Regions from separate parts of the Homo sapiens genome. Here region 1 is linked to region 2. A link is an interaction called in ENCODE POLR2A ChIA-PET data of the cell type or tissue named here. Cell type or tissue: MCF 10A. All regions are shown on one strand. Links, peaks and the distances in the headings refer to the core of each region. The heading gives the core; the rest is flanking DNA.

Region 1 (5,379 bases), core at 214-5,213, 82 kb after region 2:
TTTTTTTTATAAGGTCTTGTTGCTGAGACTGGAGTGCAGTGGCACAATCACAGCTCACTTGCAGCCTTGACCTCCTGGGTTCAAGCGATCCTCCTGCCTCAGCCTCCTGAGTAGCTAGGACTACAGGCATGCACCACCACACCTGGTAATTTTTAAATTTTTTGTAGAGATGGGGTCTCCCTATGTCACCCAGGCTTGGTGAGCTCAAGCAATCCTCTTGCCTCAGCCTCCCAAAGTGTTGGGATTACAGGTGTGAGCCACTGCACCCAGCCAATAATACTTTATAGTGTTGTTGTAGTTTGTTTGTTTGTTTTTGACAGGGTGTCATCCTGCACCCATGCTGGAGTGCAGTGGCCTGATCATAGCTTACTGCAGCCTCAGACTCCTGGGCTCAAGTGATTCTCCTGCCTCAGCCTCCCAAGTAGCTGGGATGACAGGTGTGTGCCACCACACCCAGCTAATTTTTTTTTTTTTTTTTTTGTAGTGAGAGGGTCTCACTATGTTGCCAGGCTGGTCTCAAACTCCTGGGCTCAAGCAATCCTCCCACCTCAGCCTCCCATAGTGCTGGGATTATAGACGTGAGCAACCACACCCGACCACATCTCCTTTTCTGACTGATTCTCCTATCTCCCTTTTCAGAAGGACCCTTGTGATTACACTGGGCCCATTCAGGTAGTCCAGGATAATTTCCCCATCTCAAAATCTTTAGCTTGAGAGGCGTTCGCAAAGTCCCTTTTGCCATGAAAAGACATATTCACAGATTCTGGAGATTAGGGAATGGACATATTTGAGGGACCATTATTCTACCTACTACATCAAATGAAGGCTATCAGATGTTTGTGTTGCAAAGCCTGCCCTTTTGACCATTATTTTTGGCTTTTAAAAATAGTACCAGTCTGTCTGCGCCACAGTAGCTCACACCTGTAATCCCAGCACTTTGGGAGGCTAAGGTGGGAGGATCACTTGAGCTCAGGATTTCAAGACCAGCCTAGGCAATATAATGAGACCCCCGATTTCACAAAATATTTTTAAAAAAATAGCCCAACATTGTGGCGCACACCCGTGGTCCCAGCTACTTGGTAGGGAGAGAGATGGGAGAGTGGCTTGAGCCTGGGATGTCGAGGCTGCACTGAGCCATGATTGCACCACTACACTCCAGGCTGGGTGACAGAGCAAGACCCTGTCTCAAAAAAAAGAAAAAAATTTCCCAATCAATGTGTGCCCACATAGGCTCATCCGATGCTTGACCTTGATCCTTTAACCAGTCCCAGCCTTGACTAACTCATGCCTTATCCAAAGTTCCTCCTGACATACACAATATCCCACAGCCTCCCTGACTCCAATCCCTCCCCATGTCATACTGCAGAGGCTCAGAAAGAGGAGGATAAGAGATGGCATTTAATGTTAGTGAGGGTCAGGATAAGGTCAGAGGTGGGCTGAAGGAGTCAGGTAAGAATGTCAGAGTGTCCACAGACAACCAAGTGCAGGTGGCAGAGGCTGCCGGGCTCTTCAAGACTACCTGCAGCAGGTGTTAATTTACTGTATTTGTTTTGCAGGGCCGACATGACAAATTGCCATACATTGGGTGGCTTAAAACAACAGAAATATATTCTCTTACAGTTCAGGAGGCTAGAAGTGAGAAACCAAGGTGTTGACAGGATTGGTTTCTTCTGGAGGCTCTGAGAGAGAGACTCTTCCATGCCTCTCTCCTAGCTTCTGCTGTCGCCAGCAATGCGTGGCGTTTCTTGGTTTGCAGATGCTTCACTTCCATTTGCTTCTCTCTTCATTCACATTGCCACTTCCTCTGTGGGATCTCTGCTCTGGTCATAAGCACTCCAGTCATTGGATTTAGGACCCACCCTAAATCCAGGATGATTTCATCTCAAGATCCTTAACTAATTACATCTGCAAGGGCCCTATTTTATTTTATTTTTTAACTTTATTTTTAGAGATGGGGTCTCGCCATGTTGCCCAGGCTGATCTCAAACTCCTGGGCTCAGGCAATCCTCTGACCTCGGACTCCCAACCTGCTGGGACTACAGCACGTTTCAAATAAGATCACATTCTGAGGTTTAGGGTGGACATGCATGGGGAGGACCAGTGTTCAACTCACTGTAATTACTGTTTCTCTGTATTTACTTTTCCTTAGGCTATTACTTACCCCACACCTCTGCCTAATCCTCTTCCATGCGCTCGCTTTCAGTTTAGTAGATGATTCATATTTAAAGCTCCTTAGATGAAAAATGTAAAACAAAGACACCTCAAGCGTATAAATGCAGCAAATGAAAAAAAGCATGCAATGGGGATTTAGAAAAACATGCTCTGGCCCTTGGATCTTTAGGAAGAGATTGACATTATAACTTATTCACAAGGCAGCCTCTCAGTGAAATAAAGCACCATGAGGATAAATCCACCCTCCAGATTTGCTGAATTTGAATTTATTGATTGAGTTCCAATCACATATTTCCCAACCCCTGTATTTTGACTTAAGTCTTCAAGATGAAGGGAGTTGAGAATCAGGTCATCCAGAGAGCAAGAACCTTTTTTTTTTAAAACCAGTTCATAAATATCCTTTTGTGTGTTTCTACCACATTCAGCATTTCATATGTGCTGACCATGCTCCTGGTGAAGCCCCTTCTCACCATTTCCCTTCCCTGGCTGTTTTTATGAGCCAAGTCACCTGTCAAAATGTGTCAGCAGCTTGCCAGCAAAGAGTACAGGCCAGCAAAAAGCTAAAAGAAACAAAAGACTAACGCTTGATTCTGAAGATCCAAATATATAGAGAGAGACAGATTAATAGGGTAGCAAAGTACCTGGATGAGCTGCATGTAAACACCTGCCCTTGGTGTCAAAGAGTCTTTCCCAGCTTAGATGTTGAAATGAAAGGAACATGACAGAATCTGGAAGCATTTCAAAAGTTGAGAAAGCATTTACTTTCAAAAAGTCTTTTCATCTCCCAACTCTAGTCATTCAACAGTTTCGAAAGACAGATGAGCAAGCATGATGTAATTTTACGGCATTTTAATTGAACATCTTATTCTGTGACACTACAGACAAGATGGAAAAGTAATCATGACTTTCACGAAGAAAAAATGGATTTCACTTGATATTCCAGGGATTGTTAAAGTTAGGTTCTTTTGACACTGTTTCTGGTGAGTTTGATTCATGTTTCACCCTTGTTATTTGCTGATATATATCACTTTAGTGAGCACTTTTGCAAGTTATCTAGTTTTCCCAGGAACGCTATGACTAGGTGTAATTCCCAGAGGAGGAAACTGAGGCTTGGAGAAGATGGATACCTTTTCCAAAGCTCAGAGAAGGGCACTGAAGTCAGTTTTCAGATCCTAATTCCAGTGCTTTTTTACCTTCCAACCCTGAACATGTTGAGAGAAAGAGAAGCCTGGAGCTGAGTACACACCAGATGAGCAATACTAGGAGATTCCTTGGCCAGGTGCAGTGGCTCACACCTGCAATCCTAGCACTTTGGGAGGCTGAGGCAGGAGGATCACTTGAGGCTGGGTGTTTGAGACCAGCCTGAGCAACATAGTGAGTTTTTTAAAAACTAGCTAGGCATGATGGCATGCGCCTGTGTTCCCAGTTACTTGGGAGGCTGTGGTGGGAGGATCACTTGAGCCCAGGAATTTGAGGCTGCATTGAGCCGTGTTCATGTAGGTTAGGCTGGGCACTTTAGGTTGCACTTTAGGCTGGGCAACAGAGCAAGACTGTCTCAAACAAACAAACAAAAAGAGCCGTCTGATAGTAACGATAGATAGAAAACTTACTCATGTATCTGGCTATTGGCTAGAGAAACAAGGTAGCTGGGCCATGTGTCTCCAGTGTCTAGCAGGCTAGCTCAGGCTTTTTCACATGGTGCCTGGGTTCCAAAAGCAGCAAGAGAGAAGAAGAAGCCCAATGCATGAGCATTTTTCAAGACTTCTCTAGCATCATGTTTGCTAATGCCCCATCAGTTAAAGCAAGTCACATGGCCAAACCTAGATTCGGGAAGTGGAGAAATAGACTCCTGCTTTTCTTCAGAAAGCACTAAAATATTGCAGTCATTTTTGGCAATCAACCAGAAGGGAAACAATTGAATCTAAATTATTCTCTGTCTACTTCACTGCCTTTTTCCACCTCCAATACTGTTAGAGGTTGGATGATACATGCATAGGGGAATTTGAGAAGTGTAAATACATATAAGATGGATGACCAGGCCAGTATTAGTGTGTTTATCAAGGATGTTGATGAAAACTTGTAAGGATTGGTTATCTTCTCTTTCCTGGATATTCATATATTCTCACTTGGAATTCTGTTTCATCCTCTGATCCCTTTCTACATCCCATGCTGGTGCAACCTGGATTGATCTCCTCCTTTTATCTCAGGTCTCAGATCTGTCACCTACAGCTACTCACAAAGTTCAGATACTATGAAGTCTGTATTTATATTGCTTTATTGATTTCTGTTCCTGTTTGGTGTTCTATAGGACCCAACACATTAACAACCTTCTAGAGATGTGAATTCTTTATGAGCTGGCTACAGAAATTGATCTTTATGACAATGGTGGGAGTAATTTAATGAACTTCCCTGGTTATAGGCTAAGTGTTGTTTTAAATATTTTCCCTTTTAAAATTTGATGATACCTCTTTTCTCCACAGTCAGGTGTTTTGCAGCTGTAGAATTTGGGGTTAACAGCTTTTCACTTGCTGTCCCATCCATGGGTTTTGCTGTTAACATATTTCATGTTGACTTCCATATGAATGATACTGTCTGATTATAGTTTGTGTCTAAATGGAACGTGGTGACCTGGAAAGTTTCAGAAGACGCTGCCTGCTCTGGCCCCTTTCCAACCTTGTCTACGATCTGCCCCTTCTTTATGAGCCTTCTTTCTCTCTCTCTCTTTTTTTTTTTTTGGCACGGAGTCTCACTCTATCACGTATGCTGGAGTGCAGTGGCAAAATCTTGGCTCACTGCAACCTCTTCCTCCCCAGCTCAAGTGATTCTCCTGCCTCAGCCTCCCGAGTAGCTGGGATTATAGGTGCACGCCACCATGCCCGGCTAATTTTTGTATTTTTAGTAGAGACAGGGTTTTGCCATGTTGGCCAGGCTGGTCTTGAACTGCTGATCTCAAGTGATCCTCCCAACTTGGCCTCCCAAAATGCTGGGATTACAGGCATGAGCCAGCACACCTGGCCCTTCTTTCTCTCTTTATGACCATTGCACACATTGTGCCCTGTGCCTGAAAGCTCTTGTCCCCACTCTTTGCATGACTGGTTTCTTCTTATCTTTCAGGTCCCAGTTTAAATATCACCTTCTTGGAGAAAACTTTTCTTTTTTTCTTTGTATTTTAAACAGCTTATTGAAACATAATTTACATTCCATTAA
Region 2 (5,379 bases), core at 288-5,287:
GCAATAGGGACAGAAAAATAAGATAGTTTCTGTTCTGGAGAAACAATAGTTTTTTCCAGACTAAAACTGGTTATGAATCTTGAAGTATTTGTTTTAGGTTGTGACTAGTGTATGTAGCACTATACCTAGTGTATGTAGCACAACCTAAAACAAATACTTGAAGATACATCACCAATTTTAAACATATACTAAAAATCTTTCCATCTGGGTGACCTTGGGCAAGTTATTTAGCCTCCCTCTACCCTGGTTTCTTCATCTTTAAAATGGAACAAAAAGGTCCTTCTTTGATACTTTCATCCTTTTGAGGCTAATTACCTTATTCAATGTCCAATGTCTGTATTCAGTACAGAAAAACAGCCACCATTTATAGAACTTTGTGCCAGGATGGCAGCAGAGCCAGGATCTGAGTATTAATCTATATATGTTTATAGTTCCAACCATTATACCATGTTGAAATTTGTGCTTTTACATGTCTTTTCTTCACAGTATCCCAGCATATTCTTCATAGGCAGAGATGGTTGGTTTTTTTGGTTTTTCTGTGACAGGGTCTCACTCTGTTGCCCAAGCTGGAGTGCAGTGGCAGGATCACAGCTCACTGCAGCCTCAATCTCCCAGACTCAGGAAATCCTCCCACCTCAGCTTCCTGAATAGCTGAGACTACAGGCACGCACCACTATACCTGGCTAATGTTTTTTAATCTTTTGCAGAGACAAGGTCTAAGTTGCCCAGACTGGTCTCGAATCGCATCTCAGCCTCCCAAAGTGCTGGGATTATAGGCATGAGCCACCAGGCCTGGCCAGCAGAGGCTGCTTATGTTTATTTGTGTTACTACTATGCCCAAATCAGTTGATATCTGTTGAATGACAACTGGAAATCATATTTTAAAAAAAAGAGTCTCAAGCTTTTAAGCTCTGCCTTGCACTATCTAGAAACATTAATTCTAAATGAACCATAGACCTAAACATAACAGCTAAAAATATATAAAACTTCTTGAAGAGAACACAGAACATCTTTGTGACCTTAGAGACAGCAATGACTTAACTTTTTAGACAGGACACAAAAAGCACTACCCATAAATTTAAAAAACAGATAGATTGGACTTTATCAAAATTAAAACTGTCCTATAAGCAATACCATTAACCAGGTGAATAGCCATCCCATAGAAATATCTGTAAAACATATTATCTGATAAAGAACTTGCAACCAGAATATACAATGAACTATTACAATTCAATAGGATGACAAATAACCCAATAAAACATGGACAAAAAATGTGAACAAACACTTTACCAAAGATAAAGGAAAAAGCAAATAAAAACATGAAAAGATGCTCAATATCATTAGGGAAGTGCATATTAAAACCACAATGACAAAGCACTACATACCCATTATCAAAGACTAAAATTTTAAAACAAATACCAAGTCCTTACAAGGATACGAACAACCTGAAACTCTCAACCATTGCTAAGAGGAATGCAAAACAGCATAGCCACTTTGGAAACCAGACAGCTTCTTAGGAGTTTAAACACATACTTACCATATGACAGGCAACCCAGTCCTATTTACTCAAGAGAAATGAAAACATATCTACACATAGACCCATATGCAAATGTTCATAGTAACTTCGTTCACAACAGACCAAAACTGTAAACACCCCAAATATTGTTCAATGTAAAAGGGTAAAACATATTAGGAATACTACTTGCAATAAAAAGGAATGTGCTATTGATAAATGCACAACTCGATGACTGTCAAAAGTATTATGCTAAGTAAAACAAGCCAAACACAAAAAACTACATACCGAATAATTCCATTTATAGGATACTCCAGGAAAGGCCAAAACTAGGGTCAGAAAACGTATCAGTGATTGCTAAGGGTTAGGTATAGTGCAAGAGAACCAACTACAAGAGACACAACTTTTTTCTGGAGATGGAAATGTTAAATGGAAATAGTCTGTATCTTCCGTCGTGGTAGTAGTTACACAATTGCATACTTTGTCAAAACTCACCAAACTATACACTTAAAAAGGATGACTATTGGGGCCAGGTATGGTGGCTCACGCCTGTAATCCCAGCACTTTGGGAGGCTGAGGCGGGCGGATCACTTGAGGCCAGGAGTTCGAGACCAGCCTGGCCAACATGGTGAAACCCTGTCTCTACTAAAAATACAAAAATTAGCTGGGAGTGGTGGCGGGCACCTGTAATCCCAGCCACTCAGGAGGCTGAGGCAGGAGAATCGCTGGAACCCGGAAGGCAGAGGTTGCAGTGAGCTGAGATCGTGCCACTGCACTGCAGCCTGGACAAGAGTGAGACTCCGTCTCAAAAAAAAAAAAAAAGAGTGGTGACTATTATTTTAGGGAAATTATATGTTAATGAGCCTGACTCAAAATGTATTGAATGAATTACCTCCAGCACACTGTCAGATGACCACAGGATCAACTTTTTATACCAATACCACAGTTTCCAATTCAGCACATCTAAAATTAAACTTAGTACCCTCTTCTTTGCCTGCAAACCTCTCCCCCAATGTCTAACTGGCTCTTTCCCAACTTCACTATTTCAGTCAACAGCACCAACATTCTGTCACCCAAGTGCAAACTCCCAGAGTCCACTAATGCCTTACTCCTGCTCCCAGAATGCAAGTCTCCAAGTCTTTTGAATTCTGCTTCCACACTACTGTTCACTGGATCCTTCCTCTCCATGCCTATTTATGACTATCAGTTTACATCTTCATTACCATATGCCTGGGCTATTTCTAAGAGGCCTCCAAAATGATCTCCTCCTTGCCTTTCCTACACACTTCCTCTCCTCTAAACAACCCTGTATACAGGTAAAGCCTAAATTATTATTTCATAACATTCCTTTTTTGTTAAGAGACAGGGTCTTACTATGTTACCCAGGTTGGAGTGCAGTGGCCAGTCACAGGTGTTTTCGTAGCATACTGAAGCCCCCTGGACTCAAAGATCCTCCCATCCCAGCCTCCCAAGTAGCTGGGATTACAGGCACCAGCCACTGTGCTTGGCTCATAACATTTCTTAAAAATCCTCTAAGGCTCCCTCAATCTATCACCTCATATGGCAAGCTTGTATTACCACAATGCTTCAAATGTTTTCTCAGCATTACCCCAACCCAAAATAGTTCCTTTGTTTGGTTTTACTCAAGTTCTATTCCTTCCAATGAGCCTTCCTTCGGCATTCAGCCCACACTTATACCACCAAATTTCAATAAATTTTATTACAGGTACCCAAATACCTTTTCACTTCTAGGTTTTGTCTGTCTACCACATCCTTAGTTTTCTTTATTTTTTCTTATTTTTTGAGACAGAGTTTCACTTTTGTTGCCCAGGCTAAAGTGCAATGGCGCAACCTCCACTGACAGCAACCTCCACCTCCTGGGTTCAAGCAATTTTCCTGCCTCAGCCTCCCGAGTAGCTGGGATTACAGGCACCCACCACCACACCTGGCTAATTTTTTGTATTTTTAGTAGAGATGGGGTTTCACCATGTTGGTAAGGCTGGTTTTGAACTCCTGACCTCAGGTGATCCACCCACCTCAGCCTCCCAAAATGCTGGGATTACAGGCGAGAGCTAACACACCTGGTCTAGTTTTCCATTAGGAGAAAGATCTTGAAACACTAGCTTTCCATTCCCTCAAAGACCTAACAACAGGTAAGTAGTATTGACTGACTCTGATTACTGAAATAACTACAAATATTCCTAAAATCTTCTTTAATACATTGAAGATTTCCAACCTGATGGGCAACTTTGTAGAGATGTAACAGAACAAGATAACACTTCAAGATTAGCACTGTGATTTTTTTTGGGGGGTGGGGGGAGGTGGACGGGTATAGACATAGGGTCTCACTATGTTGCCCAGGCTTGTCTGGATTACAGGCATAAGCCACCACACCCAGCCAATATTTTTTAACTAGCCTGACAGGCCCAGGAAGCATTATGATACCATATACACAGTGGGTCTATAGCAATCTATTATATTGCCTTGAATTTACAAAACATTTTCTTGTGAAGAGCTCAAAATAAGTTCATAATCTAAAGCATAAGCCAATGTAGAACAGAGGTTTAAGGAAGAGGAAAAGCTAGTAATTCCCTTGAATCTTGGCACTTTTTTCCACCAAATGTTCACTATAAGCTTCTTGAAGGCAGAGAACATACCACTCTAAAGGAAAACAACTACTCTACATTACCCTAACACAATAATTACAGCCCCAACTAATGGTTAAAGACCTAACCCCAGGCTGGTGGTGCTTGAGGGGGAGCAGATGTTCTCAGTAGTAGGCAGCTACAAATAAAAAGAATGGGAAAGCCCCATTTTTCCTCCGCCAAAAGAGGCTGGAAAAAAGTTAAGTTTTCTTACCTGTCTCTTCCTTCACTGTTTTACTGATAACATCAATTAGCAGTTGCTGTCTTTAAAAAAATCTTATTGTACCCAAACACCCAGAAGGAGCTAGGGTCAAGGAATTTATAATAAAACTTAGTGCACTCCTATACGATTCTTTCAGAATGAAAAGAGTTAATTTTGGTATAGAGAGTAAAAGGAACAGGCCGGACACAGTAGCTCAAACCTGTAATCCCAGCACCTTGGGAGGCTGAGGTGGGCAGATTACTTGAGGTCAGGAGTTCAAGACCAACCTGGCAAAACCCCATTTCTACTAAAGATACAAAAAAATTAGTTGGGCATGGTGGCAGGCGCCTGTAATCCCAGCTACTCGGGAGGCTGAGGCAGGAGAATTGCTTGAGCTCGGGAGGTCGCAGTGATCCGAGATCACGCCACTGCACTCCAGCCTGTGCGACAGAGCGAGACTCGGTCTCAAAAAGAAAAAAAAAAATAGAGAGTAAAAGGAACAAACGTGCAGTCAGGCACTAGGTTTGAAATTCTGGCTCTATTCTACACATATTAGCTATGTCACTTTGGGTAAATCATGTAACTACCACTTCCCTATCTGTAAAATGAGATGGCTGGGTAAAGCCATGAAGGGCTGGGTAAAGTCAAAATAAATAGGAAAAGACAGTCCATTACCAAAAAACAAAATGGATATCTAAGCACAAGTAGGTTACTTTGCTTGGTTTTGTGAGGTTAAAATGTGAATGTATGTGAAAATAACCTAGGAAAGTATCTAGTACATAGTAGTTCTTCAGTAAGTATTAGTTAAATAAACAACCCCTCAATCTTATTAATACTCACTACTTTGCCTTCTACCAAGTATATTTTTAAACTCTGAGATCTGTCCTATCTGAACAGCTAATTAACACATTGAACTTTTTCAAGACTTGCTAATAAATACCTTTTCCTTTTTAATCTGTGACATTAATTGAGGTAACAAGTGAAATGTCAGAGAAAACACTATACGAGTAAATAAATTT

Evidence for each region. ChIA-PET counts read pairs that join two places held together with the same protein. Peaks named below come from ENCODE experiments on the same cell type or tissue, not always from the same donor. Only the 100,000 strongest peaks of a DNase experiment are listed, where the experiment ranks them.
Region 1: POLR2A ChIA-PET joins it to region 2 with 5 read pairs; 6 of 35 experiments call an interaction of 5 or more read pairs at or near these places.

What each region holds. Positions count from the first base shown.
Region 1 is chr12:95,394,588-95,399,966 of GRCh38, reverse strand. LOC105369917 (a long non-coding RNA gene) reads left to right here. Exons shown (of 11, transcript XR_001749265.1): 2 at 2,967-3,152. Among named protein-coding and RNA genes, the nearest start is that of METAP2, 77 kb to the left of the region's middle. In MCF 10A, for the core only: no CTCF peak of the experiment used is centred there; a DNase peak (open chromatin) is centred at 2,916.
Region 2 is chr12:95,476,570-95,481,948 of GRCh38, reverse strand. All of the region lies in intron 2 of METAP2 (methionyl aminopeptidase 2), which reads right to left. Among named protein-coding and RNA genes, the nearest start is that of METAP2, 5.1 kb to the right of the region's middle. In MCF 10A, for the core only: no CTCF peak of the experiment used is centred there; no DNase peak of the experiment used is centred there.